2 separate regions of the Homo sapiens genome follow, and region 1 is linked to region 2. The links are chromatin loops, found by intact Hi-C in ENCODE. Cell type or tissue: heart left ventricle. All regions are shown on one strand. Links, peaks and the distances in the headings refer to the core of each region. The heading gives the core; the rest is flanking DNA.

Evidence for each region. Peaks named below come from ENCODE experiments on the same cell type or tissue, not always from the same donor. Only the 100,000 strongest peaks of a DNase experiment are listed, where the experiment ranks them.
Region 1: a loop joins it to region 2, with 2.1 times the contacts of the local background. A loop is called at or near these places in 7 of 110 quality-filtered maps.

What each region holds. Positions count from the first base shown.
Region 1 is chr12:31,823,549-31,826,460 of GRCh38, reverse strand. No RefSeq gene overlaps it. Among named protein-coding and RNA genes, the nearest start is that of H3-5, 33 kb to the right of the region's middle. In heart left ventricle, for the core only: no CTCF peak of the experiment used is centred there; no DNase peak of the experiment used is centred there.
Region 2 is chr12:31,873,938-31,876,849 of GRCh38, reverse strand. No RefSeq gene overlaps it. Among named protein-coding and RNA genes, the nearest start is that of LINC02422, 12 kb to the left of the region's middle. RefSeq lists an enhancer at 1,141-1,435. In heart left ventricle, for the core only: no CTCF peak of the experiment used is centred there; DNase peaks (open chromatin) are centred at 1,279 and 1,660; H3K27ac peaks cover 1,642 bases.

The DNA.
Region 1 (2,912 bases), core at 315-2,814, 51 kb after region 2:
CCACCATGCCTGGCTAATTTTTTTATATTTTTGGTAGAGTCAGGGTTTTGCCATGTTGCCCAGGCTGGTCTTGAACTCCTGAGCTCAACAAATCCACCTGCCTCAGCCTCCTAAGTGCTGGGATTACAGGCATGAACCACCACACCTGGCCAATTGACCGAATATTTTAATCCCACTGTTGAGACCTACTGCTCCAAAAAAAAACCTTCCTTTCAAAATATTACTACTCATGGACAATGTTCCTGGTCACCCAAGAGCTCTGATGGAGATGTACAAGAAGGTTAATGTTGTTTTCATGCATCCTAACATATCCACTTAGCAGCCCATGAATTAAGGGGCAATTCTGACTTTCAAGCCTTCTTATCTAAGAGATACATTTTGTAAGACGATGGCTGCTACAGATAGTGATTCCTCTGATGAATCTGGGCAAAGTGGATTGAAAACCTTTTGGAAAGGATTCACCATTTTAGGTGCCATTTGATTCATGTAAGTAGGTCAAAATATGAACATGAACTGGAGTTTGGAAGAAATTGATTTTAATCTTCATGGATGACTTTGAAGAGTTCAAGAGTTCAGTAGAAGAAGTAACTGAAGATGTAGTGGAAATAGCAAGAGAACTGGAATTATAAGTGGGGCCTAAAGATGTGACTGAATTGCTTCAATCACATGCTAAAAAAAGCTTTAATGGATGAAGAGTTGCTTTTTATGGATGAGCAAAGAAAGTGGTTTCTTGAGAGGGAATATATTCCTGGTGAAGATGCTGTGGATATTGTTGAAATGATAATGAAGGATTTAGAATATTCCATAAATTTAGTTGATAAAGCACCTTTAAAAGGATTTATTACAATTTTGAAAGAAGTTCTACTATGAGTAAAATGCTATCAAACAGCATAACATCCTAGAGAAATCTTTTGTGAAAGGAAGAGTCCACCACAGCCAGCATTATACTGATTGGGGAAAAGTTGAAAGCATTCTCTCTGAGAACTGGAACAAGACAAGGATGCCCACTTTTATTACTTCTATTCAACATAGTACTGGAAGTCCTAGCCAGAGCAATCAGACAAGAAAAAGAAACAAAGGGCATCCAAATCAATAAAGTGGAAGTCAAACTGTCCCTGTTCAGTAAAGTTTCAGAATACAAAATCACTGTACGCAAATCCGTAGCACTGCTATACACCAACAGCAACCAAGCTGAGAATCAAATCAAGAACTCAATCTCTTTTGCAACATTGCTGGAAAAAACAAAACAAAACAACAAAAGCAAAACAAAACAAAACAAAACCAAAAAAGCCACAAAATACTTAAGAATATACTTACCAAAGCAGGTGAAAGGCCTCTGCAAGGAATATGCTGAAAGAAATAACATGCTGAAAGAAATAACATAAACAAAACATGCTGAAAGAAATAATAGATGACACAAACAAATGGAAACATATCCCATGCTCATGGATCAGTAGAATCAATATTGCGAAAATGAACATACTGCCAAAAGCAATCTGCAGATTCAATGCAATTTCCATCAAAATACCATCATCATTCTTCACAGAACTAGAAAAAAAGCTGGGCGCGGTGGCTCACGCCTGTAATCCCAGCACTTTGGGAGGCAGAGGTGGGCAGATCATGAGGTCAGGAGATCGAGACCATCCTGGCTAACACAGTGAAACCCCGCCTCTACTAAAAATACAAAAAATTAGCCGGGCGTGGTGGCGGGCGCCTGTAGTCCCAGCTACTTGGGAGGCTGAGGCAGGAGAATGGCGTGAACCCGGGAGGCGGAGCTTGCAGTGAGCCGAGATTGCGCCACTGCACTCCAGCCTGGGTAACAGAGCGAGACTCCGTCTCAAAAAAAGAAAGAACTAGAAAAAAAATTCTAAAATTCATATGGAACCGAAAAAGAGCCCGCATAGCCAAAGCAATACTACATAAAAGGAATAAATCTGGAGGCATCACATTACCCAACTTCAAGCTATACTCCAAGCCTGTGGTTACCAAAACAGCATGGTACTGGTATGAAGAAGATAGGAACATAGGACCAGTGGAACAGAATAGAGAACCCAGACATAAAGCCAAATACTTACAGCTATTTGATCTTCGACAAAGCAAACAAAAACATAAAGTGGGGAATGGACATCCTATTCAACAAATGGTGCTGGGATAATTGGCAAGCCACATGTAGAAGAATGAAACTGGATCCTCATCTCTCATCTTACACAAAAATCAACTTAAGATGGATCACAGACTTAAATCTAACTCCCGAAACCATAAAAATGCCCTAGAAGATAATATCAGAAAAACTCTTGTAGACATTGGTTTAGGCAAAGAGTTCATGACCAAGAACCCAAAAGCAAATGCAACAAAAACAAAAATAATTAGATGGGACCTAATTAAACAAAAAAGCTCTGCACAGCAAAAGAAAGAATTAACAGAGTAAACAGACAACCCACAGAGTGGGAGAAATTATTCACAAACTATGCATCCAACAAAGGACTAGTATTGAGAATCTACAAGTAACTCAAATAAATCAGCAAGAAAAAACCAAATAACACCATCCAAAAGAGGGAAAAAGACATGAACAGACAATTCTCAAAAGAAATATACAAATGGCCAACAAACATATGAAAAAATGCTCAACATCACTAATTATCAGGGAAATGCAAATTAAAACCACAATGAGATACCAGCTTACTCCTGCAAGAATGCCCATAATTAAAAAATCAAAAACTAATAGATGTTGGCATGGATGTGGTGAAAAGGGAACACTTCTACACTGCTGATGGGAGTGTAAAGTAAATGCAAACGCATTTACCACTACAGAAAACAGTGTAGAGATTACTTAAAGAACTAAAAATAGAACTACCATTCCATCTAGCAATCCCACTACTGGGTATCTACCCAAAGGAAAAGAAGTCATTATA
Region 2 (2,912 bases), core at 155-2,654:
ACAACATACTGAAACCATGGACTATGTGTAGCATTAGACAGAAACAGGAAGCACCCAGGATAGGGAAATGGCTGCTTCCTGGAGTCTCTCCACTGCCACTCACCACTGCCACACTGGCTGCTCAGATATGTGGTTAAGAAGCCAAGGCTCACGTGCCCAAGAGTGTTCTGCCCAGGAGGGGAAAAATTCTTTTTCCTTCTACTCATTTTAGATTTACAGGCTGGGCCCTGTAAATTAGATTGACAAAAGACAGATTAACAAGATAAAAACGTTTTTATTTTATTTTATTTATTTTTTATTTTTTTATTTGTATTATTATTATTTTTTGAGACGGAGTTTCGCTCTTGTTGTCCAGGCTGGAGTGCAATGGTGCCATCTCAGCTCACCGCAACCTCCGCCTCTCAGGTTCAAGTGATTCTCCTGCCTCAGCCTCCCGAGTAGCTGGGACTACAGGCATGCGTCACCATGACCAGCTAATTTTGTATTTTTAGTAGAGATGGGGTTTCTCCATGTTGGTCAGGCTGGTCTCGAACTCCCAACCTCAGGTGATCCGCCCGCCTCGGCCTCCCAAAGTGTTGGCATTACAGGCGTGAGCCACCGTGCCCGGCCAAGAAAAAGTTTATTTTTATTTATTTATTTATTTATTTTTGAGACGGAGTCTTGCTCTGTCACCCAGGCTGGAGTGCAGTGCAGTGGCCCCATCTCAGCTCACTGCAAGCTCTGCCTTCTGGGTTCACACCATTCTCCTGCCTCAGCCTCCCAAGTAGCTGGGACTACAGGCGCCCGCCACCACGCCCAGCTAATTTTTTTCGTATTTTTAGTAGAGACGGGGTTTCACCTTGTTAGCCAGGATGGTCTCGATCTCCTGACCTCGTGATCCGCACGCCTTGGCCTCCCAAAGTGCTGGATTACAGGCGTGAGCCACCGCGCCTGGCCGAAAAAGTTTTTTAACATGTGCTGCCTGTATACACATGGGAGCATTCAGTGATGAGTAACTAAAAAGGGTGGCTAGAACTGGGGCTTGTCCAGCATCTTAACAAAATGATGAAGGGAAACAGTGACGGGTTAGTCAAAGCACATAAAATGGAGTCGGGAGGCCATTTCGGTTTGGACCTCAGGCCTGTCTTTTTAAAAAAAAAATTAAATTAATTATTTATTTATAGAGACAAGGTCCTACTACGTTGCCCAGGCTGGTTTAGAACTCCTGGGCTCAAGCAATCCCCCTACCTCTGCCTCCCAAAGTGCCAGGATTACAGGCATGAGTCACGGCGCCCAGCCACCCCACGCATGTCTTAAGCAGAGAACTTCCTGGCTAAACAACTGCCAAAACATCTGTGACTGCTTCCTGCTGAGCTGGGAAGTCCCCAGGAACAGGCCACCTTTTAAACAATTACAGCCTGTCTCCTGACTCCAAGACTGCTTTAGATACGATCACACTGATCATAATAGTTGAAAAACAACTTTTTTTTCCCTTCCCTTTCCTCCTTGCCTTTCCTCACCTCTTCCTTCCTCTCTTTCCCACCACCTCCCTTCCCTCTCCCCACGTTCTCACCCCCTCCCTACCTCATCTCCTATTGTCTTTCAGTATTGATGGAGCTGACATCTGACGGTGTGGGAGGCCTATGTGGATCCCAAGCCCTTGGTCCCTTGAAAAGTACAGCCTGAATCTTCATCCTGCCCCCCCACTGCAGCCCAGCCTGCAATGTCACTTATAAAGCAAACTCAACTTTGGTGTCTCCTCCTTCTCTTGTAGCTGTCACCACAGGTCTGGGTCCAACAGACCCTCTTGGCATCTGGTGGGCAGGGGAGGAGCCACTTGACTTCAAGAAGGTGTGTGAGCCACTGTCCACCTTCAGCATCCAGTCTCAGCCTGTGGAAGTCCTTAAGTTCTTTTTCTTTCCAGGCCCTGGGCTGAGGTGGTTAGTGAAGGAGAAACTGGAGAGACAGCAACTGCTTTGCTCTCGCCTCCCCTTCCCTTGCCAGGTCACACTGTGCTTTCACTCACCCAGTACCTGGTATTCTAGTGCCTGCCTTTCCAACCTCCCAGCTGACCCCAGGCCTGTTTATCTGCAGGATGAGAATGCTCCCATCTGCCCTGCATCTCCTGTGCTTCCTGGAAGATTTAGAGGAGCTTGGAAATGTTAGGTGCCGTGGACTTTTAAAGTTCCATTTTGCAAATGGGAAACCCACCTCCCCAAAGCCCCAGACCTAGCGAAAAACAACTTTTCTAGTCGCCCCTTTCCTGATTCATCCTTTTTTTCTTTTAAGGCCCGAGTCTCTTTTTTGATTTCTGGAGCACTTCTCAAGGTAACCTGGAAGTGTTTTCAGACTGCAGTCACTCACATTTGGCTCAGATAAATTATTTGACGTTTAAACCATGCCTCAGTTTTTTCTAGCTTCATAAGAAAGAACATTTGTAGAGAAATGATAATACAAAGGAAAACGACTTTAAGTTTCTAGGGTGATAAATTGTGGGAAAGTAAATATGTTTAAATGGGGGAACTAATAGATGGTAAGAGCTAGTTAATGAAGTTTGAAATGTAGATTCCTCTGGTGTCATCTCTGGGCTGATAAGAATCTACAGTTGTCTCCAGTGATTAACTTTGGTCCTTCCTGGTAGAAAGGGAAGGGCAGACACCTTTAAAAATTTTTGTCCTGGTGAACCAGGCGTGGTGGCTCACGCCTGTAATCCCAGCACTTTGGGAGGCCGAGGCGGGTGGATCACGAGGTCGGGAGATCGAGACCATCCTGGTTAACACAGTGAAACTCCCTCTCTACTAAAAATACAAAAAACAAAATTAGCTGGACATGGTGGCGGGCGCCTGTAGTCTCAGCTACGTGGGAGGCTGAGGCAGGAGAATGGCGTGAACCTGGGAGGTGGAGCTTGCAGTGAGCCGAGATTGCGCCCCTGC